4 separate regions of the Mus musculus genome follow, and all the other regions are linked to region 2. The links are chromatin loops, found by intact Hi-C in ENCODE. Cell type or tissue: left cerebral cortex. All regions are shown on one strand. Region 1 overlaps Gnao1 (guanine nucleotide binding protein, alpha O). Region 2 overlaps Gm26843 (a long non-coding RNA gene). Region 3 holds the start of Gnao1 (guanine nucleotide binding protein, alpha O). Region 4 overlaps Gm26843 (a long non-coding RNA gene).

What was found. Hi-C counts contacts between places; a loop is a spot of excess contacts. Peaks named below come from ENCODE experiments on the same cell type or tissue, not always from the same donor. Only the 100,000 strongest peaks of a DNase experiment are listed, where the experiment ranks them.
Region 1: it touches region 2 in a loop (2.3-fold over the local background); 2 of 42 quality-filtered maps call a loop at or near these places.
Region 3: it touches region 2 in a loop (7-fold over the local background); 11 of 42 quality-filtered maps call a loop at or near these places.
Region 4: a loop joins it to region 2, with 2.3 times the contacts of the local background. A loop is called at or near these places in 2 of 42 quality-filtered maps.

What each region holds. Positions count from the first base shown.
Region 1 is chr8:93,948,501-93,956,500 of GRCm38, reverse strand. It overlaps Gnao1 (guanine nucleotide binding protein, alpha O), which reads right to left. Exons shown (of 9, transcript NM_010308.3): 5 at 6,969-7,097; 6 at 6,070-6,199. Among named protein-coding and RNA genes, the nearest start is that of Amfr, 60 kb to the left of the region's middle. In left cerebral cortex, a CTCF peak has its summit at 3,775; DNase peaks (open chromatin) are centred at 718 and 3,793; H3K27ac peaks cover 435 bases.
Region 2 is chr8:93,658,488-93,666,487 of GRCm38, reverse strand. The region is part of intron 3 of Gm26843 (a long non-coding RNA gene); the gene reads left to right. Among named protein-coding and RNA genes, the nearest start is that of Gm30606, 57 kb to the left of the region's middle. In left cerebral cortex, a CTCF peak has its summit at 4,562 (motif pointing left); a DNase peak (open chromatin) is centred at 4,553; H3K4me3 peaks cover 330 bases; H3K27ac peaks cover 372 bases.
Region 3 is chr8:93,807,697-93,815,696 of GRCm38, reverse strand. It overlaps Gnao1 (guanine nucleotide binding protein, alpha O), which reads right to left and starts at 4,859. Exons shown (of 9, transcript NM_010308.3): 1 at 4,244-4,859; 2 at 4,004-4,046. The coding sequence starts at 4,361. 4930488L21Rik (RIKEN cDNA 4930488L21 gene) reads left to right here and starts at 2,142. Exons shown (of 1, transcript NR_026888.1): 1 at 2,142-4,003. In left cerebral cortex, no CTCF peak of the experiment used is centred here; DNase peaks (open chromatin) are centred at 4,269, 5,069, 5,341, 7,678 and 6 more places; H3K4me3 peaks cover 5,313 bases; H3K27ac peaks cover 5,119 bases.
Region 4 is chr8:93,720,759-93,728,758 of GRCm38, reverse strand. All of the region lies in intron 1 of Gm26843 (a long non-coding RNA gene), which reads left to right. Among named protein-coding and RNA genes, the nearest start is that of Gm30606, 4.8 kb to the right of the region's middle. In left cerebral cortex, no CTCF peak of the experiment used is centred here; a DNase peak (open chromatin) is centred at 3,540.

The DNA.
Region 1 (8,000 bases), 290 kb before region 2:
CTGACCAGTGAGCAGCACCCAAGTGGCATGCCGTGGTCTCTGGCCTTGTGCTGTTCCACACCTCTGCCCAACCCTGTTCCCACGTGTCACGAGGCTGAAGTTGGGTGGGGTGGGGATGCTCAAAGGATGCCTCCTCCTGCCCCCAAGGCTAGCCTCCAGGTTTTCTTCAGTTAACAGGGCATCTGAGCAGTGACAGAGCTCTGGGTCCAGGGGAGGAGTGAGTGGCAGGCTGGGTAGGAGGCCAGGGCTCAGTAGAGTCCACAGCCCCGTAGGTTTTTGGCGATGATGACATCTGTCACGGCATCAAAGACGAATTGGATGTTGTTGGTGTCCGTGGCACAGGTGACATGGCTGTAGACTTCCTTGTGAGCTGACTTATTCTTACTCTCATACTGCCCTTGGATGTGAGCCACAGCTTCTGTGAAGGCACTGGGGCCTGCAAGATTAAACAGTAGGGGTCAGTGAGGGGAGGTGCCCAAGTCCTGGACTGGCCATTGTGTCATTGTGTGTCAGGCCAGCAGCCATGGAGCAGGTGCCAAAACCCTCCTCAGGACCACTAGCAAGCAACAGAGTAGGAAGCCTATGGGTGCAACTCCAGCAACAGTGGCTCATGCCAGCCAGCTGACGGTGGAGACTCAGAGCAGAGATCGCCTTAGGAAGCAGCAGTACGCACTATATTCCAGTGACTGGCTGTCCGAGGGTGAGGACTGTCTGGGAAGCTGTGTTCTTCTCACACTGCCTACTGACTCCAGATGCAAATTCTGTTTCACCATAAGCTGCAGGTGGGGGATGGATGCCTAGCTTTAAGCAGGTTTGCCTCTCTGTATGCTTGTGAGACTGCAGAGAGGGCAAGGACCCTCCTGACACTATGGATATGACAGGAGGATGTACTCTGCCTGACTATGAGGAGCTGTGGGCTTCTTCCCCTCTCCTTGACAACTGTCCTCTGTTTCCTTCGGACAACTGAGAGCTGACTTGCTCACAGTCTTCCAAGGTGTCCCTGCATTGATCTGCTTCCTTGGTAAGTCCAGGGAGAGGATGTTTGGGAGAAAGTGCTGGCTTGGAAGAAGAGAAGATGGGTAAGACTTCAACTTTGCATGGAAGCTCTCCCCTCACCGCCCCAGCTTCCAAGAATCTAGGGCTAGCATAGTCCACGCTAGGATCTCTTGCTAAGGAGGGAGCTGGACGAGGACTGGGGTTTGCGCCACGATGCAGAGCTGGGGTGACAAATCTGAAGGAGTCTCAGCCATCTCAGGCATGTGTGTAGGCCACAGGTCTGGCCCTGAGCATCTAACAGGCCATGCTATTTGTTAAATCAGGGCTGGAAGTTAGGCTGGTCTCTGTTCAGTTAGGGTCCCCTCCTGTCTTGATTCAAACTGATCTTGGTGACAGCACACAAGGGGAAGGGTCTCACAGGCTATCTTAAAGCTGGAGAAGAATCCGGCTGGTGAGGGGGGCTGAGCCCTGTTTTCCTCAGCTGAATGTTCTTGGGGTCCTTGCCTACTGACCTACTGGCCTGATTTTGAGAAGCGAGTGTAGAAAGGGCATGGGGTAGAATACTGTGCTGCTTGCCTGACCTCAGGCCCTGACCCACAGGCCCATGTTGCCAGGATCTGTGTCCTCCACGGCCTGGCCACCTGAGAACAGCTGACAAGGACTGGCTTGTCCTGGGCATACTACAGCCCACTTGATTGTGCTGCCAGTCTTGAAGCTCCCACAGGGTCCCTGGTCACTGATAGCTGGCCTCTTGTCCCTGTACTTTCTGCAGTATAGACAAGGGTCTGCTGCTTGCCAGAGTCTGTCCTAGCCAATGGGCTGTGTCAGTCTTGTGGTCACTTACGTGGGTGGTGCTGTTAGAATAGCTGTTTATCATTGTGATCGTAGTAGTGACATCAAATTGCAGTGATCACAGACTACATAGTTTGCATAGTCACGAGCATCTTTCACCCTTATGGCAAACCTGCAGGAGTTGGGGGAGATAGCCACATGATAGCCCCCATCTCATGGACAAAGAAACCAATCTGGAAAGGCTATGGCCTGCCTAGGCCACTCTCCAGGGGCTAAGTAGGGATAGACCCTGCTTGGCTACCTTACTCTAAGACCAGGTTGTCCCTTTGATGTTGTGGGTTCCCACTGTGCATGCGTGCTCTGCTTATAGCTGCCTCACTTGAGCTCCCTGGGTTTGTTAATATTACACAGGGGATGGAGATGTAACAAGCCGGGGGTCCAGGCCCTAGCTGCCTGGCTCTAGTACAGGCCTTTGGGGGTGGATTTTGCAGGGCACTCTGGATACACTCGAGCACAGCAAAGGCACCTGTTCCCCTAGCTGGCCCGTAGCCACAGTGGGCTGTGTGAGGCGAGGAGGGCTCTACCTGTGTATTCAGGAAAGCAGATGGTGAGTGGGGACTTCTTGATCTTCTCCTCAAATATGTCCTTCTTGTTGAGAAACAGGATAATAGATGTGTCTGTGAACCACTTGTTGTTGCAGATGCTGTCGAAGAGCTTCAGGGATTCGTGCATGCGGTTCTGCAACAGAGTGGAGATACAGGTGAGGGCTGGCCGTGCCCAGCACCCTGACCTACTGTGGCTAGGACACAGTGAGACAAGCAGAGGGATTGGACCACCAAGGCTCTTAGTGCATTACTGGGGACAGAGACAAACAGGACATGTCCCTGATTCATTCCACACACAGGCAGGTTTGGTTGGAGCCGGGGTGGGTCAGGAGTGCTGTCCCTTTCAGAGAGAGCCGGCCTGGGCAGGGTGGCGAGGACACCGCAGAGGCTGCAGTCCCTGGAGAGGACATGCACCATGCACGTAGAGGACAGGGGTGCAACCACCATCCAACATGTCTACACGAAATCGTGGGTCATGCAGACTTCTCTACTGGGGTCATTTTTGCCAGCGAGGTCAGGAGGGTGCACGCATTCAGTTGAACAACATTAACCGAGGAGCGAGGTCCTCGAATTAATCCCGAGTTGGAAGCAGATACCAGGGGGACAGCGTCTCGGGGGTGATGTTGCTGTGGCCTTGGTTGGTTGGGTGACTTTGTTGGATGAATGGGCTATGGCTGGGCTGAGGGAAGCTCTCTCTGAGAAAGCTGGGAGTTGGGGGCTGGCTTCTCAGAAGAGGGGCCAGGAGAGCCCCGAGAAGAAACTCAGCAAAATAGATTAAAACTGAAAGGAAGCTAAAAACTCAATGGCAAGCACAAGAGAAGAAAAAAGAGCAATCCTGAAAAATTGATCCAATCGGTCTCAGACCCAGGAAATCCAGGGCAGCTGTGCGAGGCACCCACAGGGGCAGGCGCTGTTCGGCTGGGAAAGAAGGGGACCTGTGTGTGGAGATCGGCCTCAGCTCACAAGCCAGCATGGAGCACAGGCCTGGGGCCGGCATTCACAGCAAAGTCACCCAGCGGGGCCCTGAGAACCTGCTGCTTTCAACTCTTAGCTCACGTTTGATCAGAGGGAGGCGCTTCATACCTGCCGGGCTTGGAGGGTCTCTCAGAATCTGCCCATGGTTTTGGCCTTGCTTTGGTAAGAAAAGGCCCTGCAGGCGCTCGTGGCAGGAGTGGTGGAGAAGCTGTGGCAGCCTGTGGCCTGGCTGGGTGGTGCCGAGAGCAGGTACGAGGACAAGATGAGCCCGTGGGGTCCCAGGGTGCAGCGGGCAGGGTGGCTGGTCCGGTGGTGGGCAGCCACTAGCTGCGGGGCCTTCCTGGCCTAGCTCCAGGAGCTGCCTCCAGACATCTTTGTCTTTCCACCTTTCCCCACAGGCCAGAGAGGGAAGTGCAGAGCTGGCTTCGGGGAAGGCTGAGGACTGGGTAATTGTTGCCTACATCTTGCCTCTCCAGGGAAGAGCATCCTTGTGCTACCACCTGTCCCCTGGCTACATCATCTGGATACGGGAGTAGAACTGCCTTTTACTGAGAGGTGTCTGTGCAGACAGCATTTCCAGCTCTTAGCCCATAAGGCAGTCTTACCACCATCGCCCCACAGCCCAGACTGAGAAAGGCGTGGCGATTATACACGGTCATACAGCTGGCAGAAGTGATGCCGGCCTCGGATTGGATCCGTCTGAATCCAAACTGTCCATCTCACACACATCTCCCCCACCCCGCCCCTTCCGACGACCGCTACTTCCACAGAAATGGTATTAGTTCATCACCACTACATCCAGGAGCTGCCGCTAGCAATTGGAAGGCAACCCTTGTTTCCTGGAGGCTTGGTGATCTTCCCTGCTGTCGGTGGCCAGCCTGGGGGAGGAGAATGCTGGGAGAGCTTGCTTCTGACTTTGGCTCATATGTGTTTCCTTCCCCAAGGTCCTTACCTCCATCCCTTGTGGAGGAAAGCAAGGAAAATGGGGAATGAGCTGGAGGCCGGGGAAGGGCTGAGAGAATAGTAAGGGCAGGATGAACATGGGAGGACAGAGCTTCAGGGCCAGTGAGAAGCCTACAGCGAGGCAGGTAGGGATGGACCCAACCTGGAGACCTTAGGCCATGAGGCTCGGTGTCCACTGGACATTTCCTTAGGTCTACTCTGTGCTCTGGGGATCACTGAGAGCCTGGCCTCAAGTCCCAGGCCTTGGCTCTGGCAGGGTAGGGCTCAAAGAAGAGGCCATGCTTCTGTGGGAAGGGTTTCCCACCCTCTGGCCTCCAGCTCCTTGACCTTGACTTGTTTTCAGTTCCATGTTGGCTGTAGCATCCACTTCCAGATGTGGCCAGGAGAAAAGGTAGGCCAAGAGCAAGAACACAATAGCTCTAGTGGCGCAGAAGTGGCCCATAGTTGTGGGGAGCGGACTGGGTCAGTCAATCAGAAGGATGTACTAACAGAGAGGATGTCACAGAGTCTGGGTTCAAGAGCTGTCGAGGGCATGTTTTCTGGCACCCCACACTGGGGCTTGGAACTAGACCACTGCCTGCCACAGCCACTGCGAGTGACAACGCTGAATCCCAGCTAGCATGTGATCAAAGTCCGGCCCACCCCTCCAACCAGCAGCTTGGCCCAGAGGCACTCAAGACGGCGGGTCCTCCTCTACCAGCAATGTTCCCTCACGGCACATATCCCAGAGCTCATTCACACCCTGCACACACACCAGCAGTGACTGGGCTGGTGAACAAATCGGACTCATAAGGAAGACAGGCCTTGTTCAAGACTACCCTGACCACAAACCCCTCCAGTGACCCTTGGTGCTGATCCCAAAGAATCATGGTGAGCCCACAGCCACAAGCCCCACTTTCAGAAGTAGGCTTGTCTCCCATGACCCAGTAGGACATGCTTGAGGCCTGGTCCCTTTCCAGGCTCTGTGAACAGGCCCACAGACTCGTAGACTTAAACTCCGAACGGGATAAGCTAAGTGGATGTGTCTGGCTCATGGCAATCACCAGTGATCACATACCTACAAGCTGGCCAATGCTAAGCCAGAAATGCTTCCATGATCAGCAGCCTGAGACAAGGCTGGCACTATTACCATCTGCCTTTCACATGACAGGAACCCAGGCAGAAAAGTCGCTGCCTGAATTTAGCAGTATACCAATGGGCAGCAGAGCCAGGATGAGGAAAAGGGGAAGACAGGCAAGGGCCCCCTCTCAAGTCAGGGGGCAGGTCTCAGACACTAAGTTTGGCAGAGAAAGCCCAAAGTCACACTTGACACTTACCAGTATGCTTCCAATCTTGGTGTCCTTCTTGGCCAGGCAGCCTCACACCTCTCCAGCTGGCCAGTACCCCGGAAAGGGCAGACAAGTGAACAAGTGAAACCCATCCTTTTAGTTGCGCGCATGCCCTTGCTTGGCTGCAGCCTGCCTTTGTAGGATTTGCTTTTTTTTTTTTTTTTTTCTGGTCTGACAGCTCTGTAACTCCATTGTTTACTAACAAGGTGCGTCCTAGCCAAGACCCCAACTCTGATATGTTATCTGTAGCGAATCTGTATATAAACTGCAGCAGGAAGCCCCCAGCTGCTTCTGCCGAACTGGCCTCCCTTGGCAATACAGAATAGGCAAGGGTGCCCAGCCTAGCCTGTCTGTGAGGCCCGAGGACTGTTGACTTGGTCTATAGCCAGCTTTCACTTGAGGTAACTCACCGTGGTTTCGTCCTCGTGGAGCACCTGGTCATAGCCGCTGAGTGCGACACAGAAGATGATGGCCGTGACATCCTCAAAGCAGTGGATCCACTTCTTGCGTTCAGATCGCTGGCCCCCGACGTCAAACAGCCTGCAGGGAGTCAGGGAAAGCTGTGAGGGCGGGGACGCCTAAGAGCTAGAGGTGAGAGTGAGGAACAGGCTGACAGATGAGCCACTGCCACCCTGGGGACTGCAGGCGGCTCTCATCCCCTGTGACACCTGTCCCAGGACTGATCTGTGTGCTCAAATAGACTGACTCAAAGCCCTGCCTCACCTCTCCGTCTCCTAGTTTCACCTGATATCAAGACACCAAACTTGGAAGTCAGAATGGGTCACCAGGCCTTAGTTAGCACATGAAGGTTACTCTTGAGAGACAATAACCTCCAGTAGAGTCCTGGAACCTGGCAGCACAGTTCAGGCCCTTGTTCTTAGGCCCTCAGAGCCTGCGTCTGGGGAACACCTGGTTTTCTTTTAGGCCTCGCCCTTTCCAGGTTCTCCAGCACGTGAGCAGGAGAGCTGCTCTCTCAGCCTCGCTAGCTTTGAGATTATAGTGAGCTCTAGTCTCCCAGGCATGGCTTGGGCGTACCCACCTGGTTGAGGCTTACTGCCATGTTCCCTTCCAGGGGGCTCTTAAGCAAGCCACCTGCTGCTTTTAGCCTTTGAACTTGGCAGAAACCAAGTACCCAGATGGGCTTCTTCAGGTATCTGTCTGACCAAATGAGAAAGGTCCTTAAGGCAAGACACTACCTGGCTATCCAGATAAAGTGAGGCAGGGCATGAACATTCCCTCGTCTCTCTGCCACATCCCCAGGCCCACCACCACAGGGCCCATCACCATGCCCTATCTCCTTAGGCCTCACCTGAAGTGGAGGTTCTTGAAGGTGAAGTGGGTTTCTACGATGCCAGTTGTTTTGACTCTGGTTCGGAGGATGTCCTGCTCAGTGGGCTGGTAGTCACCGGCTCCAATCCGATCCAGGCTGTCCAGGTAGCTGGGGATGACAACATACAAGAGTCCATGGACCCGGGCCCTGTTCTAGGCTCACTACCTTTAGAGTCTGATATCAGTCATAGCCTTTGCAAGGTTGACTGTGGTATCAATGGATGTGGGGACAAGCAAGAGAGAGCCTGAGGGTCTTAGACTCTCTAAGGTCCTCTTATTCAGACTCAAAGGAGCTGGGCACACAGACCCAGCAAATGAGACTACCAAGTTCACAGCACAGTGCTGTTATGCCTTCATTTAAAAATAATAATGGGCAATAATGGGTAGCATCTACTCTTTTGAGTATGTTCCCTTTTACAGTGTATGAATGTCTTATCTGCATGTATGTCTGTGCACCACACGCATGTGCACCACAGAGGCCAGAGAGGGTTCCAGATCCCCTGGAACTTGAGTCACACACAGTTGTGAGCTATTATGTAAGTGCTGGGAACTGAACCTGAGTCCTCTGGAAGAACAGCCAGTGCTCTTAACCACCCCTCCAGTCCTAGGTTCTATTCTTTACACGTATTCATGTTCCATCTTCACTTTCTCTGTGCCAAATGTACTGCTTCACACATTAAAAAATCTGAGGCTCAGTGCAGGACAGTCCCATGTCTCCAGAGTCTTCGTTCTTAGAGCTCTATGGTACTTTGAGAGGCTCTGCGCATCCACCTACCATCTGATACTTTCTTCTTTTTTACTAAGAGGTCTGTGTGCCTCTTCGCATTTGATGCTTTTGTAAGTGGGATGGGGGGTGTCTACCTCAGGCAAGCAGTGGTAGGACCTCCCTGGAACCTGGATGGTTGGGATCAGGGCTCTCCAAATGCTCTCAATGGAAGGCAGAGTGGGTGTCAAGGGAAGAAGCTGAGGCAGCAGAACAGGTCTGTGATACTGGGCCCACCTTAGAAGACCA
Region 2 (8,000 bases):
GACTATGGCTGTTAGTCTTTGACAGGACCCTACTGTCCCGAGCTTTATGAGTGAGAAAGGAGGTAGTTGCCAATCTGAACACACCAGTCAAGAGTAACAGAAGAGAAGGAAGGATTTTCTATGCATCCGAACTGAGGATAACTTTCAGAGCTGAATTTAAAACTACACATGGAAATGAATGTTTCTTATATAGAGAGGAGGAGCTAGCTACTAAATCCTTTGATAACAAAAAGTTATGATGTTTCCTCTATCCATGATGGCCTGTGGCCTAGCTGTGTTGTGTGTGGATCCTGAACTCCATATGAGAGTGTGTGAGTAGGCCATGACCAATAACTCCTGAAAAGCCATCCATGTATGACTCATATCCAAATCCAGGCAAGGCAGATACATACCCATGTTTCTGGCATTTGCCTGCCTTTCTGTGTCACTTACCCATCTTTCCGCAGTGCCATGACTTCAGAGATGCTGGATTGGAAGGGATTCCATGACATCACTGAGGTCTCAGGCAGGACAGTCAAATGAAGAGTGCCATGAGGAAATGAATGACTCCTTAACATTGACTCCAGGGCCAGTAAGATGCACAGAATAGTGAACCTTCATGAGATTCTTCCATATTTAACTCGAAACAGCTGCCTGTGATTTCTGAATGCCAATGAGATGGCTGAGTTGGTTAAAGAACCCATCATACAACCCTGAAGGCCTGAGTCCAATGCCTGGAACACATGGTATGAGGGGAAAACTGGCTTTTGAAAGTTGTCCTCTGATTCTACACACACTGTGGCATATACGTACCTGTACACATGCATGCTTGCACGTGTACAAACAAACACACACACACATAAAGGCACACTCACACACACTAGCTATTACTACTAATAAATAAGATAAGATAAGATAAGATAAAATAAAATAAAATAAAATAAAATAAAATAAAATAAAATAAAATTTGTCAGATTCCTAAATACTAGCCTGAATCATGGCAGCAGTTGGCTTATTCGGGAAACTTGAAAATGTAGGTTCTTTGGCTCTGGGATTTCTGACTTAGAAAGTCTGGAGCACAGCTGAAGAATCTAAGTTTTTATTTAAGTTCTCTCCAAGTAATTCTCCCAGAAAGCCGGGCCTGTGATGCTCTCAGTCAGGGCTCGTTGCTGGCTGCATCTCAGCTGTGCTTCCAGAAGCTGATTCCATGCATCTGGGTAGAAGGTTCCAGAGAGTTGGAGGCTTTTCTCTTCTTCTTTTCTCTTCTCCTCTCTGATTTCTCTCCTCCTCTTCTTTTTCCTCCTCTTCCTCTTCTTCTTCCTTTTCCTCCTCCTCCTCCTCTTCCTTCTTTTTGAGACAGGGTTTCTCTGTGTAGCCCTCACTGTCCTGGTACTTCTCATAGACCAGGCTGGCCTTGAACTCAGAAATTCACCTGCCTATGCCTCCCAAGTGCAGAAATTAAAGGTGTGAGCCACCATCATGCATTTTTAAAGTTTTATTTATTTTTAAGTTTGTCTATAATCATGTAGTATGTATTGTGCATATTCAGCATTACAGGCGGCCAGTGAATCTAGGTGTAGCCGTAGTAGAGAACCAGAAAACCAAACCAAACCAAACAAGACTGAAAACCTGACAGTCAACTACTCCTTTCCTCAGTAAAGGCAGTGATGCCATGAACACCTGCAGCTATGACAACCTGATACTGAGCATCCTTGCCATCAGGGGCCCAGAGGTCATTCGACCCAGAGGGTCCTCAACATTTAGTTGTTTCAGAGCAGATCATTGCAAAAGATCCTTTAGGACTGACAAAATTGCTGTTTGTTTGTTCGTTTATTCACGTATTTATTGCCAACTTTTTATTTTGCTAAGTTAAGGCACTGAAAACAAAATACAACCCAGGCACCATTTATCTGCACCATTGTGTAACTTGTTTTAAATGATAACAAGCTGGAGGGATGGCTCAGAAGTAAGAGCACGTGTTCTGCTTGGAAGGATCGAGGCTCAGTTTTCAGCACCCATGTGGCCTCACAGCCACCTGTGACTCATTCCGGAGGATCTGACACCCTCTTCTGGACTTTGAGGTCACTAGGCACATATGTGGTACATATACATGTATGTTAGCAAAATGAACATTTTTCATTTCATACACATGAAATGAAAATAGATCTTTAAACAAAGGTTTTGCATTTTATATACAGAACAGACCTGAAATAAAGCCAAGGGTAGTTATTATGGTGAGAGTATTGGCTTAAGAGGAGTTTGCTTCACAGCCTTAATCTTGCTTCATTAAATTCTAGTTACACAGTAGTCAGCGTCCAAGGCAAGGTCAAAAGCAATTGAGCCTTGGAGAAGGGAATGTCTTTGGCTCTGGTTATTGAGTTAGCAGAGCTGAGACCAGAATCTATTCTAAGGATGTCTGCTCATATTGCTATATAATGCTCTGGTGACAGACCTGGCACCCCTGTTCTTCCCAGCTAACATGTATGGATCAGAGCCACTGGGAATGGCTGCCAGTACCCTAGCCGAGGTCAAGCTTACTTAGAATGGCCACCGTGGTAATCCCCAGACCAATGGCTCTGTTAGGTGGAATCATCTTTAGGCAGGCATTGCTGTGTATACCTGTAGACTCCCGACTTGAGAGTTGAGGCAGCAGGATGGTGACCTCAAGGGCAGCCTGGGCCACATAGTAAGGCCTTGCCTAACAACAAACAAAGAGGTAAAAATCTAGAACTTCTAGCAACAATGGAATATGGAGTCCTATTGTGTGGGTAGAGGGGAACTGTAGTTGTACCATATAGGAGTGTATCCCTGTTCTGTCCCACTAGGACACTGTACTTTGAACATTAAAAAAAAAAAAAAAAAACCTGTAAAGGGTTAATTTTCTGATTATCCCCTGTGAAGTCCAAGTGTCTTCCCTTACCATGTTGTTAATTTTAATAAGTCAACGGATTGGCCAATTCTCTTGGAAAGGGTTCCATTGAGGAGAGTTTACATAATTCTCTTGGAGAGGGAAGAAAACAGACTTTCAGATGCATTATCAATAAGTAGGGCATTTGAGCCCCGAGATAGAATGTGGACAAGATGTGCAGAGCTTTTGGGTGCAGATGCTCAAGTCAATGCGTAAAGGAGGTGGGGCAGCCATGGTTTTGGCAGTGAGTGTTTCCTCAGGACCAGTGTGGGACTTTTGAAGGGCAGGGCCTACATCCAACTTGAATCTCAAGTCTACCCAAAATGGTCAGATCCCCTACTGGAGGTAAAGAACAGCCAGGAAGCAAACACAGGAAGGCACACACTCTACTCCTCTGCTGAAGGGCAGGGCCATGACCTAGTGTTTCCTAGCACAGGACTGGCCCTTATAGATAGTAACACCTAATTTGTTGAGACAAAGTGTCTTTTAGGGACCCAAAGGCATTCCCCTACATTGCAATCAAGTGGAGATCTGGAGTAAACCAGGGCAGTTTTGTGGGGGCGGGGTTGAGGAGCCTGGGAGTGGTCAGGAGGGACTGTCTGCCACGAAGCCATTGGATAGCTGCCCTGAAAATGGGTCGTGAAGGTGCCCTGGATGGGGAGGAGAAACACAGAGCAGAAATGTCATCAACCTCATAATTTGGCTGTTTCCCTAGCCCATCCCTCTTAAACCTATTTCCTGCAGCCAAACTGCAGGTTTAATATCCCAGCTGTAGATCCCTCTGGACACTCTGGCTCCTTTGGGATCCTACCTACCAGAGGTAAAAAAGACCGAAGGAATCCAGTTTCCTTTCAAGTCATCATCCGACTTCATTTTTGACCTGTTTCCTCATTCTAATTTAGTCAAATAAACCCACATACCTTAAAACGGTGCCCTGGACCACCGAGGTGCCATTACTCATTTAAGCACTGGCTGAAGAAAGGAAAGAAGCGAGCTCTTAGCTCTGCCAAGTTCCTACCCTGCAGCACCTCGGTCTCACTGGACTAGAAGTGGGACAGGACACCCCCCCCCCCCCTGCCTGTCGCTGAATGACGAAGGAGGCTGAGAAACCCACAGCCACAGAGGCTAAAGTATGAACAGAATGCTGAGGCCAGAGTCCATGTTTTCTTTTGGGGAGGGAGGAGTTAGAGGCAACTGGAGCACATGGTTAAAAGCAACAAGCCCCAAGCATCATCAGCCGGTGTCAGAGTTGGGCCTAGAACAGAATACTTCACTGAATCACACTGACTCTCCAAGTGCCTGGTGAAATGGACTCATGGCCCCCTAACTTTAAGCAACAGTCTTATTTTGGAGAAACAGGAAGTGGTCAATTTAGATGCTAAATGGTATAAGTAATTCATGGGGATTACGTTGGACAACGCTTGCTATTATGTTGCGTCTGCATGAGAGAGCCAACAGCGACTCTATTAACAATAATATATGGCGGCATGTGCCTCCCCGCGTCTCCATGCCTGTGTGCGTAAATATTTAAATTGGGGTGAAGGGATCACGGCGTCTGGGGAGAAGGAGGACGGGCAGGAGGGCTCAGCTCAGATCCAGGCTCCTGAGCTCTGAACACACCCAGCAGAACCTCCCCTCCGCGCTAGGTATGGGTCGAGATGAGCTCACCACTGCCCTCTGCTGTACGGAGGTGAATCTGCTCCTTGGCAGCTTCCCCTTGGCCAGGGTGGAGGTGGGTACTGAGTAAAAAGCTGCACACCAGCTGATCTGTGTCTCTTGAGGTCACACCCCGCCCCCTCCCCGACATCTTTGACATTCTTAGCGGCAGGCTAGGTAGGGCAGGAGCACCTGGTGCTCCGGGGCTCAATTGTGAGTAAAGTCAGCCATTGCCCCGCCCCCCCCCCCCCCCCCCCAGGCCCAGTCTGAAGAGGCTGAAAGTTCTGGCAATTCTATCTTTTATCTTTCTGGCTTTACTGGGGGGTCAAAGCTCAGAATATCAGAATGCTTCTTAAAGGTAAAGCTCCCTCTTGCCTTGGGCTAGTTCTCATTTGTAGGCACAGAGATTTGGGAGAAGAAGCCAGAAGACTACTTTCCTGAAAGAGGTCGTGTCCCCCCCAACCCCCCCCCCCCCGCGCGCGCCTTGCAGGATTTGTTGGCTGAATTCCCATGAGTCACCTCACATGATCTTTATAAACCTGTGTGTTACGTAGAATGGTAATTATTCTCATTTAAGAGATGGGGAAGGGAAGGCCTGGCAAGTTTGTTGCCTTTTGATTGATTTGGAGGTGATTCGCTAAGACAGAAAATGTTCCTCCGGTTGGAATGAAATTCATCAGGCGTTAGATGAAAACAAATTAAACTTCAAAGTAGCAACAAACAAGGCATTCAGTAATTAACTGGGTGATACGAGGGCAAAGCTTATTGCAGTTCCTTGAGTCTCATTCCCGATATCTCGGAGGCCCCAGCTTATGGCTGACTCTGAGATCTAAGATATGTCTCTTTTTAATGGGGTCACCAGGGAGCCTCATGGCAGAGACTTACTTAACTAACATTTTTCTTTATATGATAAAAATGTTTATGAATTTTTGGTCTCAAGTTTAAAATAAGCTATCCTAATCTATAAAGTTAGGGCAACAGTTATTGCTGCTTCCATTTTGATGCTGCTGAAGTTGAATTCAGAAGAGCCACCCGACCTTCGGCAATAGGTGTCCGCTTTGGTGTTCCTTCTGTGTCAGGCTTTCTGTTAGCCCAGGGAATACAGTAGTGGCCAAAGCACATCTGGTTTTGGTGCCCAGGAAGCGCATAGCCAAGCAGGGAAGAGAGACACACAGAACACTGCCCATTTGAGTATATAGAGACTGTATCCTGTGTCGAGTGCCACGGACTGGGACCAGGCACTGTGGACTCTAAGGGCGGGGCTTTGTCTAGCCAAGGCTTCAAGAGACACTTGCCTGGAATCCACAGGCTTTGCGGAGTTGGCCTAGCACCAGGTGCAGAGTAGTCAGGGCAGAGAGGTATTGTGAAGGTCCCGAAGAAATGAGTTGTTTGGGACATTCAGTGACCCAAGAAACCCAATATAGCTGGAGTATAGAGAACAAAGAGAGAATGGCCCAAGGTGTGGTTGGTGGGATCTGCATGGCAGAAGTTAATTTTTTAGCCGAAAAAATACAGCTTGTTAAGGCACAGTGGAGATTAAAACAGTCCGTATTTTTTTTTCCTTCGGGAGTTGCTATTTCTTCTCCCACTTTGCTACTCTGTTTTCAAACGCTGGTTGTTCAGGACCATAGCTCCTCCCATCCCAGGCTCTGCTCGGGCTGTGCTCCCCACAGCGCAATGGCTTCCACCTGCAGCCCCAGGTAAAAACGCTACTAACTCCTTCATAGACACACACATTTTAACGGATGAGGTCAATGAGGCAGATGATGCCAGCAAGTGGTGGGGTCTTCACACACTGAAGCATGCCCCTCTGCCCCCCACGCGCCATGTTCAAGCCCAGCACTGTCTGACAGAAAAGCCTACACTGGGACAGTACTCTGACCTCACTGTCTAATAGAATAGCGACTAGTCATACCTAGCTGCTGTAATCTGGAACTGGAGATTTTCAGTTAATTTTAACTTAAACTTACATAGTGCTGTGGTTTGAACGTGATTTGTCCTCCATGGGTTCCTGTGCCTGAACCCTTGGTCCCTAGGTGGTGGTGCAAGTTTGAAAAGGTGAACCCTTTAAGAGGTAGAGCCTCTCTGGTGGCAGTCCATCACTAGGGGTGGGCCTTGAGGCGTTACAGATTAGACCCACTTCCTATACATTCTCTGCCTCATGTTTCTGCCACCTTGTCTCCACTTCCACGATGGATTGTATCCCTTCTCTAAACCCAAATAGCCCCTTCCTCTTTTAATGTGCTTTTGGTCGGGCATTTGGTCAGTGAGGAGAAAAGAAGCCAATACACACAGCCCTCGTAGCTAGTAGGGAAGCACAGTGGGTAGCACAGCCCATGCTATTTCTTTGCATCACGGAATATGGACCCAAGACTGCCAGGTATTTTCAAGAGAAGCAAAAAAAAAAAAAAAAAAAAAAAAAAAAAAAAAAAAAAATCACTGAATTCTAAGTTGAAATTTTCTAATTTAAAAGTACTGGCAACAATTCAAAGTTTCAATATACACAGTGGTTACTTATGCCTTTAGGAAGATAGAATAGATACATTCTTATATTCTTTACATTCTTTAAATGCACATATATATGTATATATGTACATGTATGCATATCTATGCATATATGGGGATGTGGTGCTTTGTAGAATATATATGTACATATATGTATGTTTATATATACATATAGTACACACATTCATGTATATACACATATGTACACATATTCATGTTTATATACAAATATGTAATAGAAGATGATTCTGAACAGTGGAAATAAGAAAGCAAGATTTTAGAACCTGTTATGGTCTGGATCATAAATGCCCCCACTGGCTTATAAGCCTACACCTCAGTCTTTGGCCTTTAGCACTATTGGGAGTGATGGAAACTTTAGGAGGTGGGGTCTAGTACAAGGCAAGGAAGTCAGGGTACCAGGCAGGCTCTTAAAGTGAGGTATAAGGGACTTTGGCCCTTTCCTCCTCTCTCTGCTTTTTTCCTAGCTACCAAGGATGAACAGTTTTGCTTTAACCCATGATGATCCTCCCTACTTGCTCAAAACAAGACAGCCAAGTGACTTTGAAGTCATGAACCGAAATAAAACCTCCTTCCTTTCGATCTGTTCATCTCAGACACAATGTCAAGGCAATAGAAATCTAGGGGCCACGGGATCCAGGATAAGACCCGGGGATGAGCTCGCTAGGTTTTCTTCTTATGTCACATATTCTAGGTGGGAAACCAAAGAGCACACCAGAAACCCCAACAGGCATGGAAAAGCTGAGTCCCAATGGAAGCTTTCTCTTTCTGGCCAAACACTGGGAAGGGAAACTATCCCTCGGCACAAGCAGCTTTCAGACAGAATAACTCAAGTCAAATATTATGAAAAACTGTGTAGCTCCTCTCCCACCCATGCTAGGGAAGGGCCAGGCTTTCGTCCACAGAGGCAGCAGCAGCTCTGCTTAGACCTCAT
Region 3 (8,000 bases), 150 kb before region 2:
ACAGTGCCACGTCCAAGCATCTGTCACCCAGTGTTCAGAACTGGGAGGTCAGTTAAAGTGACACTATTGATTCTATGCATCATAAAATATAATTCTAAGACATTTCTTTGCAAGGGTTCAAAAATCCAATAAAACTTATACTCGCCTTAAAATTTTTATTAGTCTGTGTAAAAGCATCCCTAATTACTGAAACAATGATGAGGGTATATCCCACGTGAGGTCACAGGCCCCAAACACAAGCAAAGTGCCACGCAGAGGAAAGGAGCCACCCCTACTCATAGGACGTGTGAAGCTGCACTTGCACTACTTCAATCACCACCGTTCGTGTCTTGGAACTTAAATGTTGTATATTGCATGACAGAGACCTTCCAGACACTAATCCACAAATGCACACGAGAGAGAGAGAGAGAGAGAGAGAGAGAGAGAGAGAGAGAGAGAGAGAGAGAGAGAGAGAATATGAAGGTAAAGGCGGTGCCAGCAAGATAGCTCAGAGGATAAAGGCACTTTGTCACAAGGCTGGCAATTTGAGTTTGATCTCCGAACCCATGCAAAGGTAGAAGGAAGAACAGACTCCATGGAGTTGTCCTTTACACACACACACACACACACACACCCCAAAAGATTTTAAACACTTGAGAATTAGGCTTCTGAAAATTGATGCAAACTCCCCCTTATTGCATTGTGCAGAAAAATTCCAAAGGTTTGAGTGTGTAACGGCCCTGGGCTGATGAGGGTAATAACGCCCTGTTCTAGGCAGTGTCTCTGCCTGCCAGTCCCTAACGGCTTCACTAGCTGCTACAGGCATATTCTGATTCCTCCTCATAAGCAGCACCGCAACCTGGACGAGGACACAAGCCGACTGAAGCAGCTCCTTGCCTTCTGAAAACGCTGATGACAAAGGATCTGATAACATTCGGATAGCAATATTCCTCCTCTCAACCCAAAGGAAGGGGCTGTGCTACTAGGCCCAATCCCTGGCTCCTCACAGGGTGTCACCAACGGCAGACTCTCTAACCATCTAATTTCATCTGCCTAGGTGAAACAACACAGCATCTGAATTAACTTACACATATGGCCTGACGGGCTCGTCACCAATCATATTGCACAGGGAAACAGGAAATTGCTTTCTGCAAATGCTACCGAGGCTTTCTGGGCTGGCCCCACCCAGAAAGTACAATCTTCCCCGGCTACAAATGACTCTCACTCAAGTGGTGATCTCAAAACCCATCTCTGGAAGTGAGGACTCCAAAGAATCTGTCACCGGGATACAGTGACACCAACCTCACATTTTGTGGTTAATAAAACAAGTCCTGCATTCGGCTTGGCACAAGTCCCTGATCTGATTTATTTCAGGCTCAGCTCATAGGAAAAACTGCCATTCATGAATGCTTCAGGAGGGCAGGTCAGCTGGGTTTTTTGTGGCACAACTGGCGTGCTCACACCCATTTCTGGTGGACATTCTGATCAAACCTAGCCGATTTCCTAAAGAGATCTGGCACGTTTTGTTCTTAAAGGGAAACAAACAAACAAAAAAAAAATCAATTACAAAAAAAAAATCTCAGTTTTGACAGGCAGTTTTCACAGAAAAGGTGTTTGTGGGAATAGAGAAAGGAAGAAATGCAGGAAAAGAGAAAAATGTTCTGATTTCCGATTAAATAGAATCAAACATCGGACACTTCACCCCATCTTCCTCAGTGCAACCCAATATAAGTCAGACGCACAGGACTTTCCTCAGAATGTCTCCTCAGTCTTCCTTTAAGATTTCGTGCCCCAGGACTTAATCAGGAATTTCCATTCTAAAGTGGCACACGGATCTCCTCAGAGAGCTAAGCTTTCTTTGAATAAAAAAGGCAAGTTGCCCTTTTGGGGACTCGATACGTATTTTTAAACCTCTTATTAAATCAACCTAATTTATGAGGCATGTTCAGGAAGAGCAGGTAGCAAGCTGCTTTGGTGGATGCAAAGTTTCTTTGCCATCCCCTCCCACACCCCCAATTCCACCTCCTTTGCCCTCCTCCTGCCGAGGGTTTCCGAATGTCTTCGGGGCCTTTCCGAAGCCGCCGAAGCCGCTCGGCCCTCTCCGCTTGGACCCCGACTGTGCTCCGAACACTGTCGAGATCCTCCGAGCCCCGCTCCCAGGTCAGGCCGAGCGGAGCCGAACACCGCCGAGCCAAGCTCAGCCCCATCGACTTTTCCAGCCTCGGCTGGGCGCTGTCCACCACTTACAACGCCTGAAACCTCACCCTGGCTCAGGAGGCCGAGGCTTCTACCGGACTCCCGGCCTGCCACAGTGGATTACAGACTTGTGAAGTTTCGAAACCTGCCCCTAAGGAGAAAGAGGTGGCGCGGTTTGCATTTCCCGACACGCGAGGGCTCCAGGCAGATGCAACATGCACCTTGTTGCAAAGAGCAATTCCCCAGGCCCCGCCTCCCCATCCATTTGGACTGCACAAGCCCCAGAGAAACCCCAGGCCAAATTACTGGTGGCTCAGAAGGGTGAGGCTAGCCGAAGGGGCCTGTGAGAAGAAAGCCCCCGGGAGCTCTCGAACGCAAATAAGAACATGCCAAGCAGATGGGAGAAACTGTCTCCTAGTCGCTGCTCCCTACCATCATGGCGCCGCCTGGAACTCGCTTGTCATGCCTGTTACACATGCAAGAATTTTTGCTTCTTGGTTTTGAAACCACAAGCACGATTTGTCTCCCACCCACCTTCCCTCGAAAGGGGCTTTTATTTTCCATTGTTTTCCTACGGGATGCAATTACTTCGGCTATTCTGTCAAGTTGAAAAATAATCATTTTTGTTTACAGCACAGCAACCTCTAATTAGGAGCTGTGTGTGCACGAAGGTGTCACAGCAAAGCGACATGGAATCCTCGCTAAACGGTCCTAACGAACTCCTCCGTCCCGAACTGACAGGCCAACGGAAACAGGGCCAGGAGGCCCGGAAGGCACGCACCCGTTCCCTGCCGGCCACCCCTCCCCAGGCAGAGCTGCCTGGAGGCTCACCGGGAACCGTGGAGTGGATGGGGCAAGAAGCAAGCCAGAGAGGAGGAAGGACGGGCGAGGCTCCTAAGTGGGGAAATGTGGAAAGGAAGGAATATCCCATTTTGTTTTAATTTTCAACCATCACTCAAATCCACCCCCAGTTAATTAGGAGGGGAAACTGATATCTAAGGCAGAAAGGGGGCGGTGGCAAGTAGGGCCTGAAATCCGCATTGAAGGTAGAATACAGAGTGTAAATACAACGATAAAGGCTACACAGTGACTGGAACCTGCGGGTGTCAGAAGAGCAAAGGCTGGAGGGCCAGGGAGGAGAGGGGCTGGAGGGCAGATGAAACTGGCTTTTAGCCCCACAGACCCTCCCACCTCTGCCTTGGATAAGGCTGTGTCTGTCACATCCGCTTGGAAACCCATCCTTTCTCCCCAGTGCACGCCCCCTCCCCTAACCCTTGCTCGCTTTGGGGGGGGGGGTCGTCTAAGCCACAGCCACCAGGAATTCAGCACCAAACTCGTGAACAGCAAACACTTGATCCTCCACCCCAATCTGCTAGGGCTGGGTCCCCTCCATGTTTTAGTCAAGTTCAAAATCACTGCCTCAAGAGAAGCAGGGGGAAGTGGGATTCGAGGGGTGGGGTGGAGGAGGAGGGGAAAGAAGATGAGGCAGAGACAGAAATGGAGGCAGTGAAACACGAAATACTCCACGAGCAAGAGTTATGATCATAAGCACGCCAATAGTGTGATGTTCTGATCAATATGGCGGACACTGTCATTCATACAACTAGAGGCGCTCTCATTCCCTCCCCGCAAACACCGACCCCAGGAGTTGGGGTGGGGGACCCAGAACCAACGTAGGGAGTGGGGGAGGGGAGGCAACCTCGGGTTTCTTCTGTGTGTGCGCGAATTAAAAACCAGGCCTGGAGAGCAAATATGGGTGAGCAAGATAATAAAAACGATATAAATTATTCTTAATAAAAGTACAAATCCCAATGACACAGGGACTTACTTCATCTGCTTCACAATGGTGCTTTTTCCTGATTCTCCAGCCCCTGTTGGGACACACAGAGGGGGGGAAACTGGTGAGTGTCAGCTCATGGAAATGGGAAGGGGGCTTCAAGGCATGCACAGGGTGGGCGCTCCTGGGCACAAGGTGTTGCCAACTCAGGGACCAGATTTCCCAGGGCGCAAGTCGGGTTGGGAACTGTGGCGGGGGTCGAGGGGCGGGGGTGGCTACCCAGGTCCTTACCCAGCAGGAGTAATTTCACGTCTTTGGCGGCGCTGATGCCATCTTCTTTGAGGTTTTTCTCAATCGCCTTGCTCCGCTCGAGGGCGGCTCTCTCCTCTGCGCTCAGCGTACATCCCATGGTGGCCCCTTCCCTGCCACAGCCCGCACGACTAGGCTGGCACGACTCCCCGGGTCGGCGCGCCCCCCACCCCCCCACAGAGCAGAGCCTGGGCTCAAAGGGGAGAAAATCACGATATCCTCTCCTTGGCTGGGAACAAAATTGTCGAAAGACCAGAATCCCCCCAAAAGGACAGCCTCTATTAAGATTCCAGCGGCGAAGATTAGCGGCGGCTGGCTGGGGTCTGGGGGTGTCGAGGTGAGGGTAGCCGGGGTCTGGGGCTCCGGAGCCGAGAGAGGAGGCGCCCGCGGGCCCGGGAGGCGCGGGTTGCAGGCACCGAGGCTAGTGCACGACCCAAAATAAATAAAATAGGAGTCGAGGCTGGATCCGCAGCCGGAGCCGGCGGAGGGTGGGGTGGGGGGCAGGGTGGGTCCTTCTGCCGCGGCTGCCGGAGGCGGAGGAGGAGGAGGCGGAGGCGGAGAAGGTGGAGGCGGCGGTGGCGCGGGGTGTGGAGGGAGTGAGTTAGGGGGTGCCGCTAGTGCATGTGCATCGCCGCTCCTCGGCCGTCGATGCGTCCGCGGCGCCTTCTCCGACCCCCGCGCGCGGGGCAGGGCTGGGCAGAGGGCCGGGCCGGGGGTGGGGGGTGCAGCTCTCTCTAGCGGGAGGCGGCGTCGCCGGGGCCCAGAACTCGCATCGCTCGGCGGAGCGGACAGGAGACGGGGAGAGCGCGAGGGAGCCGCGGCCAGCGGGGAGCGCGAGAAGAGGCGGGCAGGGAGGGCAGGGCACGCGCGCGCGCGCCGGGGCGGGCGGGGAGGGGGGGGGCGAGGCGAGCGCAGCTCTCGAGTGCGCCTGGTCCTGCGCAGCGCTCCGCCAGCCGCCCGCTGACGTCAGCAGGGCCGCGCGCCGGGGGCCCCGGGGACGGCGCGGGCGGGGGCGGCGCGCATGCCCGCGGGACGCGTCAGACAAGCGGGCGCGCGCGCGCGGCGCCGCCCACTCTCGGGTCCCCCTCCCCCCGCGGCTCCCGGAGCGTGCCGGGCTGGGGAGGGCGGGGCCTGGGGCCGGGCGCGCGCCTGCGCCCCACCCCGCCCCACCCCGGCGGGTCTCGCGCGCCCGGCCCGCCTCCTGTCAACCCCAGCGCGGCGGTCAGGTGGTCCCCAGCCCTGGGCCTGAGCCTCCAGCTTCCTGGTCCCTCGGGCTCTGGGTCGTGTCTCCGGCAGATCGCCTTACCGATTGTTCTCCTTCGCGGCTGGAGGTGTAGCCCCTAGTCGAGCTATGGTGCCTCCGCAGATGTGAGGAGGTAGTGGGTCAGGATAAACCCGCTCACTCCATAATAACGCGCTGGGGCTCAGTGACGGATTTGGGTCCGCATTTATTGAGCATCTAGTGTCTAGAGACTGGGCTAGTAGAGAGGAAAGTAGCAGGCAGAGAAGAGGCAAGGCCTGCTCCGCAGGAGTTTTTGCCTCCCTTAGCCAATGTGAGCCTTACCGCGAGATGCCCACAACCTCTGTCGCTAGAGATGGTTACCATCCTAGGATGGCTTGATGCCAAAGGCCCAGGGACAGTCTTTCATGAAAGCCTCTAGCAAATACTTGTTCCCTTAAATTTTTCTCTATATGATGAATCGATGGCCTCCCTTGGTTCTTGAATTCTTGTATCCCCAGAACATAATCCGGTAAAAATGAATTCTTCATAGGTTTGTGATAAGAGATTTTTTTTCTTCCTTTCATCTTAAAATAACAAACTACTAGAAGAAATACACCCTTCATATCTTCTCAGATAGTCAGAAACCAGGGTCAGTTATTCAGCAAACAGCGAACCCAGCACTGGGGAAAACAGTAGACAGTTGCCAAAGATCGGTCATGTTCTGGGTGGTCTCAGAGCCTGAAGACATTAATTCTTACTGCACAAAATAGTTTTACAATCAGTTCCACCAGTCAGCCCCAGGGGCCTTCCTAGATGGAGGAGCCAACAGGCAAGACTGCCCAGGATAAAGACAGGCAAGGGGCCAGTGGAAAACACTTTCTTTTTTCGTAACAGTTGGGCATTTCTGTGACTCTGAAAGTAAACTTGTTTGCTTCATTTCAGCAATGGAGAGAAAATCCTATTTTGGAAATGTCACTCAGCATAAAAATATATTTGCAAGGGGGAAAAGGGGCAATTAAGACCCACTCAGAAGAAAATATTTTTTCTCCTGCATGTTTTTTTTTCATAAGTTTGGTGTTTCCCAATGTATGTTTGTCTCATTCGACAAATGTCTGTGTCAAAAGTATATGTAATATAATTGGAATATTTAAATTTGAGTCATACCTACCTATTCTAGGAAACCGACAAAAAATTCTATAGATTTATTTTATACAGCACATAAATAATCCCTCCTCTATTTTCTTTCCTCTTTGTGTTGGGTGGGGAAACTATTAGAAGATGAATCTGGTTTGGCTTAAAAATCAAGTATCATTAAACTTGTCCTTCCAGATCGAAAACAGAGATCTCAGGTGCCCAATATTCTATAGACCTTGCTTCCTGCAGAGGTTGCTGGGGACAGTTGCCTAGATCTACTGTGAACCAGATTCAGAAAAAAATTTCACTGCCATTTGTACAAGACTGCATTTGATGGACCGAAGGTAAGGATCACCGTTTCACTCTGCCCTGGGACAGGGCGGTGGCGGTGGCGGTGGTGGTGGTGGTGGTGGCGGTGGTGGTGGTGGCGGTGGCAATACCCTAGTAAATATATTTAGTGTTCTTTCATATCAAGTGATTTTCAAGTGAAGGCCTTATGTTCCTGGTGGCATTCTGGTTGTGTATGGGAAGATGCAGCCATCCTTGACTTTTAAGTGCCTGGCCTTCCTCCTTGCTATCAGTCCTGATATGGCAGACGTATAAGCCTCTGTGTTTTGAGTTTTTCTTCGTTCCCCCAGTACTTGACCTACTGACTATGTATGTAAGATTATGTTCCAGCACTGTGGAGGTATTTCAGATTTGCCTACTCTGTTTTCCTCTTCTTCCTTCTTCTTCTTCCGTCTTCTTCTTCCTTCTTCTTCTTTTCTTCTTCTTCTTCTTCTTCTTCTTCTTCTTCTTCTTCTTCTTCTTCTTCTTCTTCTTCTTCTTCTTCTTCTTCCTCCTTCTCCTTCTCCTTTTCTCCTTCTCCTTCTCCTTCTCCTTCTCCTTCTTCTCCTCCTTTTCCCTCTTCTTCTCCTTTTTCTGGGTCACTTTGCATCATTATGGCTGAGTTCCATAAAAGACTAATAATAATTCACTTCATCTGTATAGTGCTTTACAGCTTACGGAGCACTTTTACAAAAATTCCCCCATGTGATCCTCCCACATAAACCTCAGTTAGGTACTAGTGTGGGAAGCATCATGGATGAGTGGAAAGAGCCTAGACCAGGAAGACAGATTGATAAGAGAAAACTTCTGAGATGTCCTACATTTGATTACAAAGGGCCAGGGGACATGAGAGAAGAGAAATGATATAGGATGTTATTTGGGTAGCAAGCTACAGGCTCCCAAAAGACCATTTTTCTGTTCTTGAATGTACATTAAAAAGCTTCATTCAATGCTGCTCTGACTGCCTAGGCACCAGTCTATGCCCCTTGCATCATTAACCAACCCAGAAGTCCTGCCTTTTTCTCTTTGATCTCCCATCACAAAGGCTTCATTGCT
Region 4 (8,000 bases), 62 kb before region 2:
TTACCCGATCCCTGGGCTCCGTGCCTTCTTTAAACCTGACCATTTTGTGGGCGTCTGGCCTCCTTTGTGGCTGTTTGTTCTAGTTCATTTCTTACTCAACCAGTTCTATCTATTCCCTGCATCACCTCTCTGTATTGATACTTCCCTGTGAATGCCACTGGTTAATGGTGTCACATGTAGAAGAGGGGGGTTGTGCACTTTACAAGGACCCTTGACAGAGAAGGAAGGTAGGATTTTAAATCCAGCCAAGGTTGTATGTTCTGCTGAGGGACTATCTGCGTGGAAGAAAGTACCTTTCCACAGTTTAAAATAAATAAATAAAACCCAAAAATCTGTGGAAAAGGTTGATACAATTGTATTGATACACGTGATTTTGCCTTGTGTTTTCTGGCAAGTATAAGCATCTCATAGATGTATGCTTTGATATGTTAGTGGATAGTTCACTCTCAGTAAAGCACGCCTATTTTAAATCAGCCAGAGAATGCAATAGAAGCCCTTTGAGGATAGCTCATCTTCCCCTGTCAGTCCTGTGCACCTAGGAGGTCTTTAACAACTGAAAGATACATCCTCAGATGAGTGATGGTTCCTGATATAACTGTAAACGGTAAGAAAACAGCAATGTCATTTCCCTTTTAAAGTCCTTGGTACCCATCCCTGCTTCTCAGGTGGAGGAAGTGCTAAGAGACGCTGGCCGATTCCCTCTCAGCTTGAGGCTAGATTTTGGGTGAGGGAAGAAGACATTCTTATCTATTTCTAGAGCCTTACCATGCTGGGACTTCATGACAGGTCAGAAAACCAGGCCTGGACCTTGCTGAACAGCAAGGTTGTAGTCTAGTTTTGAGGGCATCAGGGGGAAAGCTGATGTCTTTGGCTCAAGTCTTGAAGGATCATCAGTGGGGAAGACATTGGCCATAATGGCTCAAAGGAGCATTAGCAGAACAAGAAGAGGTCCAGAGAGAGCCGTGAGGTCACTATGAGGCCCCAGACATCTGCTTTCCCTGTTGGAGAAAGGCACAGGTAGAACTGTCCGAGAGAGAGGGGACTTCAGCTGGTGATATGAAGCAATCTTGCTCATGGCTCTGCTGAGGTCCATGTGCAGATGCAGAATTCATGTCTCTGTCTCCAACCAGTGCAACAACCTGGAAGCCTCGAAGGTTTTCTAAATCCGCCCTGTCCCAAACTGATGTCAGGATACTTGCACGAAAATCTCACTAATGATGTTGCGCCTTTCCATCTGGCAAACTCTAGTTTGGTAAATTAATTTTCTTGCTTTCAGGTTTACGTTTTCATCTCTTTCCTGGAATGGATGCGTTTCCCTCCATAGTGGCCCTCTGTCTCCTCCCCTGGCTCTTTAGCCTTTTCGCTTTAGAGCAGCTGGAATGATTGTTTGAAAATGTAATTGTGTTGTATGCTCCCATGGCCAGCACTCCCAAACCTCTTAATGCCCTTCCCATTTCTCTTAGGATCAAAACTTAAGTCCTTAGCATAGACTCTATACTTTTCATGGTCTGGATCCTTGTAACTCCCTTAGCTCCCTGGAGGACCAGATTCTCTCATATAGTTCCAGTCAGAGAGTCTTGAGTGGCCCCTGTCTACTCTCAAGCCAAAGGCAGAGAACTTCCTCAGCTTGGAGTGCTCTTCTGTGGCTTGGCAACTCTACCGCCAGCCAGCCTGCTTTGCCTAATTTGTCACTTCCAGTTTTTCAGATATTAGTCCAAATATCACTTCTCTTCCCCTTTGGTTGAGCTAGTCTCAGCCTTCTGCTTTATACATATGCCAAAGTACAATTCCATAAACAATTATCATAGTTTACATAAACACATCAGACATCGATTTTGTGTCTATCTGATGGATGGCTTTTTCTGGAAGCTTAAGAGTTTTGGGATGCTGGCTGAGCTTGCTCTCCAATACATTTCCATGACCGTCTTAGTGCCCGATACACCTTAGGCTAAGTTAAACCTGTATTGAATGAATGGATGCAGGAAGGTTGTTCTGGAATGGAAAGTCTACCCTGTGGTGCCACACGGTAAGCAAGTTGGGAGGAAGAAACCAGAGGTGAGGTTGGGAATTGGCTTGGCTGAGTTAGAACCCTCTAGGGAAAGATATACTGTGTAATGACAAGGGCTGGACCAGCCAAGAGGTGAGCTCTAAAGCAATAGCTCTGAGAAAAGTATGCTGGGGTGTGGAGAAAATAAGCATCTTGGGGGCTGGGACGCAAAACAGGGGGCGTCTGACGGACACAACCTGAGCTGACAATCCGAGGGAGACATGGAGAAGCAGGATGAATGCGTTTAGAATTTGTTTTTTTTTCAATTTCCCTTTGCTCCCTTAGCAGAGGCATTCATTTATCAGTGGACATTGTAGAGTTTAGATGTTTCAGTCTTCCTGACCTGACCACTGCCCACGGGGAAGAGCTCGAGGTGGGCAATGAACACCGGGATGCAATCACGAGTCTGTGTCACTTTCTCCTCTCCTGGGAATATGCGGTTTGTGCAAGGTTGGAAGGTGTGTGAGTCTGAGCTGCTCCGACAAAGTAGCACACAGCAGGTGACTTAGGAAGAGCAGGAATGCATTCCTCACAGATTTAGGGGCTACCAAACCTGAGATGGTGGAGCCAGCCTGCCTGGGTTCTGGTGATGGCTCTGCTGTGTTGAGACAGTGGAGAGACTTTAGAGCCTTCCATGGCAGAAAGCACAGGCTGGCTCTGGGCCTCTTTCTAAGAGTATTAAGCTCATCCATGAGGCTCTGCTCCTGTGACCCAATTGCCCCCTAAAGGCCCTGCCTCCAAATCACACTGAAAACTTCATTTCAGCATAGGAATTCAGAGGGAACAAGACATTCCCCACCCACAGCACAGGACCATGATAAGCCTAGCTGTCCTGAGCAGATAGATGGTGGGTTGTCATGTGAGGGCACATGGGATTCAGGGGCATTTCTTGGGGGCTGGGCAGTTCTTCTCTTTATTTACTTCCTTGGTCAGGAATGTCCATGATGGCACATCTTAATAGAGACATCTCAGGTGTCCTATAGAGGAGGGTTTGGAGAGGAGGATAATGTGGAGGGCAAACATGGATGAATTAAACAGATACTCGCCTCTCCTTGGGTTTAGGGTCACATCCTATTTTGCTGTTCTTTGGTTATTACAGTCTGAGTCACAATGCTGACTCTAGGGTGGGATGTGTACAGCGTGGAACTGGAGGCTGCTAAACTTTAGCCTTTTTGCAATTTTTTTCCCCAAACTGATGTAACATCCTCTTCTAGAATGTCACTGGTATAATAATACTGCCGAGTTAGTGTTTATGGCTAATGTGTCTTATGTCATCTGACATTTGGAGACTACAAGTAGGCATGCTATATTTGGCTGAGCAAGTCGAATGTCGCCCAGTTTCAGCCAGCACTGTTCACACAGGCATGGAGTTCCATGGAGTTGTGCAAAAGTTGGCAACCTGTCCCATAAAGTGTGCTCAACAGGACCAAGTCTCGTTTTGCTGGCTCATAATGGTGCAACGCCTCGTTCAATATAGTGGAACGAGGAAACGCTGGCACTGCCTCCAGGGCCCCGCTTCCAAATCTAAATCCTGTCGTAATTCTGCTGCAGTCCTGGCTGTTCAGTGATTGAGTAAGTAAGCGAGCAGGGTTGAAGCAAAGCTTCCATTTAGGATCTAAGTGGCGCGCACACACGGCGGTGATTTATGCTGAACTCTCTCTGAGTCCCAGCAGCAGGAACCAGCTGCCCAAATTTCTAGTTCATTTGCCTGCCAGGGTGAGCTCCAGATGATGTGGCCTTGGGTATTTTTCTCCTACTTCCTAAGTCCCTTTCCTCTGCCAGGCTTATGCCTTCCCTGATTGTCATAGTCTATTAGAGCCTCTCTTTCAGCCACTGCTAGGTCACCCTATTCTACAAGATGTTCACTAATAAATGATATTGCAATTTCTAAGAATAAAAGGTATCATGTTATTATATAATATATGCTATAAATAATAGAAGATAAAACAAATCGGTCAATAGCTTTGGTGGAACTCCTGGCTGGGTTGGTGAAGTGTGAATTTTGATGTTCTTTACATGGGGAACCAAAAAGAGCCTTAGAAATCACAGAGCACATATGAATGGGTAAGAGACCCCGAGAGTTAGTGGAATTGCTAAGGGGTGACACCTATGACCACCTATGATCTTTCTGTAATGACATGTTCCCACTAGCCATTTTAAGTTGAGGTCTCCCCTGGCAGCCCTTTCACCTCAATGACCCTGCATTTTGACGACATATGTCCCATTCATGTTGGGAGGGAAGGAGGGCATCGTCAAAGGGCAGAGGGAGTCAGTACAGCAGTGTCCCAGCCCCTGATAAGATCCTCAGTCACTTCTTTTAAATGCCATTATGAAATGCAGTCTGTACAGAGCTCAGGGCCTCTTCCCATCAGACTAATGCAACTGGGGTGGAGGGTGGGGCAGGGGCTGGCTGCCTGGCAATCTCTCAGAGCCCAGGAAAGGGATTATGTTAGCTCAGTGGGCCTCATCACCATAATAAAATGGAAGCCTGTGCTTAGCGACTCATCAAGGCTCCCCATTTAGGCGATTACCCCATTTCCAATCCCATTTCTAGAGAAAAGAGGATTGCTAGACACTTCCGCCACCCCATCGTCACCCTACTCAGGCAAAGCTATGTTTTCGATTGCGGGTGGTCTCATAAGGTCCACTTTGAAGGTAAGCACACAACAGGCTGGGTGTTGACCTCTTTGTCTTCCAGAGCTGGCAGACCACAGCAGGATAGCTGTCCCCTGAGAGCTTGGGGAAGAGAGGAAACAGCCCAGCAAGGGCCCTGGACCAGCTGGCTGGTGTCACTAATTTCCTGCAAGAGACTCGGCCCACGTCACTCTTCTTTCTCCCTTCTGAGTTCTCTCAGGTGTTACTAAAAATAAGTCCTGGAACACTTGAGCTGTGCTGAGCTAAACTCAGCTTCTTAGCCTCATCTCCATGGACCCCAGCTATAAAGCAGCCTCCCCTAAATGGAACAAGACAGGGAGGAGATGCCCCTTAGCCATAAGGGTCCACCTTCCACACTTCTCTTTCTGGGCAGACAAGCCTTTGGGGGTCTGTCTCAGAGACCTCTGGTGCTCACTTAGTCTAGACTTTTCTTCCTCCTCCTCCTCCTCCTCCTCCTCCTCCTCCTCCTCTTCTTCTTCTTCTTCTTCCTCCTCCTCCTCCTCCTCCTCCTCCTCCTTCTTCCTTCTTTCTTCTTTTTTTCTGGATAAATACTTCTTTTTTTCTGTTCTCCTCTTATTTTTATTAGATATTTTCTTTATTTACATTTCAAATGTTATCCCATTTCCTGGTTTCCCCTCCAAACACTCCTACCCCCACCCCCGCCCCCTGCTCACCAACCCACCCACTCCTGCTTCCTGGCTGTGGATTCCCCTACATGTGGGCATAGAGCCTTCACAGGACCAAGGGCCTCTCCTCCCATTGATGACCGACAAGGCCACCCTCTGCTACACGTGGAGCTGGAGCCATGAGTTCCACCATGTGTACTCTTTGGTTGATGGTTTAGTCCCAGGGAGCTCTGGAGGTACTGGTTAGTTCATACTGTTGTCCCTCCTATGGGGCTGCAAACCCCTTCAGCTCCTTGGGTCCTTTCTCTAGCTCCTCCATTGGGGACCTTGTGCTCAGTCCAATGGTGGGCTGCAAGCATCCATCTCTGTATTTGTCAGGCACTGGTAGAGACTCTCAGGAGAAAGGTATAACAGACTTCTGTCAGCAAGCACTTGTTGGCATCCACAATACTGTCTGGGTTTGGTGACTATGTATGGGATGGATCCCCAGGTGAGGTAGTCTCTGGATGGTCATTCCATCAGTCTCTGCTCTACACTTTGTCTTGGTAACTCCTTCCATGGGTATCTTCCATGGGTATCTAAGAAGGACCAAAGTATCCATACTTTGGTCTTCCTTCTTCTTGAGTTTCATGTGGTTTGTGAATTGTATCTTGGGTATCCCATGCTTCTGGGCTAATATCCACTTATCAGTGAGGGCATACCATGTGTATTCTTTTGTGATTGCGTTACCTCATTCAGGATGATATTTTCTAGTTCCATCCATTTGCCTACGAATTTCATGAATTCACTGTTTTTAATAGCTGAGTAGTCCAGACTTCTAACTAGCTTTGTAAGCTGAATTCTGACATGCCAACAGATTGCTGAGACAGAACAGAGGCAAAAAGAGAGTGTTAGAAAGTACTGGAAGAGACCAAGAAGGTCACATTCATGGGATAAACGTGAATGTGGTCTCACTCCCAGGAAGATGCTGAGTGGTTCCTGAGGACCCTTCTAGTGCCTGTGTGTCTTTAGTTTAACAGTGACAACCAGGACCCCAGAGGAGGGGCAAGGAGACCTCCGTGGGTCTCTTGGCCTCATCTTACTGAGGCCTCTCTAGCAAGGGCCACCTTTTTCTTGGGAAGGCTTTGAGTTTGGATAGTTAGGAGCACTTGATTGCCTTTGGTGGAGTCCTCTGGGCTTATTGTCTGGTTTCGACCCTCCTTTGTTCATTGCCAGCAAGTATGAATTCTTGGGGATGTTTCTAGAAAGAGGAAAGCATAGAGATTTAACAGGTAGACAGGCCTGTGTCCAGATCCTAGCTGCCCACTAAGCTGGCTGGAGGATTCGAAAACGATCATTGCACCTCAGTCTCCTCCCCTGCCCATCAACCTCAGAGGACGTACATTATTTTCTTTCCTAGCTATGATCCTCCTTACTGACCTAAGTGTTCTCAGGGTGAATTTCTTCCCAGGTAGAGTCTCCACTATACCCAGTAAAGCGTGTATTTCATATCAGCTGTGGGTACTTTTTTACTACAACCATGTTTCAAGTACTTCGTGGGATTTACTTACCCTCTAGCTCCGCTGCCACCACCAAAGTCATTGGGTTTGACTGAATAACCTACTCATTAAAATAAACTTTGATCTGGGGTTCATCATACATTTACAGGAAATGCAAAATGATATGAAGAGTTGCCGTACCCCACACCCTGATCTCCCCATTACTCTCTTGCTTTTTGAATGGATATTGAGATAATTATCACTAAGTAGTGTGTCCATTGTTCCCCTGACATCATGTTCTGTTCTGGATCCCATCCAGGACCCCACAACCCAATTGTCCTGTCTCCCTAGGCTCCTCTCAGCTGTGACGTGTGTCTCAGATGTTCCTCATTTCTGATGACCTTGCAGCTTTGGGGTGTACTGGTCAAGATGCTTTATAGAGCAGCCCTTATTTTGGGTCTGATGATTTTCTGTGGAGTAAGTTGGGAGATGAAGAGGCAAAGCTTCTTATTCTTATCCTGCATAGTCAGGGTGGGTACCACCCACGGGAATGATCATTTCCCACGCTGAGCTTGACAATTCGGTCTGGACAGTTTATCAGATCTAGCTTCCTGGATGTTTGGGGGGGGTTTGGCCAACTAAGGAAACTCTATTCCTTTTATCACTCATTTTTTGACCAGGCCCCCTGTTCCGTGCTGCAGACTTCTTTCTGTTTTTCTCGACTATGGACCGTTCCTCTGATGAAACAAATTCCGCTGGCTGTCCTGCTGCTGTCCCTCGCAGATATTCTCTCTTCCTCAGATGTCCCACACCATTGAGTCCTATCTGCACGTCTCCTTTACCTGGCACACTTCTCAGCCGTGCTTTGAGAGTCCGTCCACTTCCAACTTCCTTGGAGGAAATTCTTTCGTCTTTAGCCTCCCAGGACCAGGTGGTGGCCCCAGGCTGTCAGTGCTGGTCATCTTGTGGGTATGCTCTGTCAACTACCTGTACAATCCCAAGCCACTCGTGACGTATGACCCTGGAACTCAGAAACGTATGAGTGAATGGATGACTGTGCCAGATTATCCAGGTAAAGCCTCCAGTGTGGAGCCTGTTCGTAAACAACAGATGCTCAGGAAATGCTTCTCTCTGAATGCAGGAAAACAATCTTCCTCAGGTCTGAGCATCGGCATTGACTCCATACTTACATGG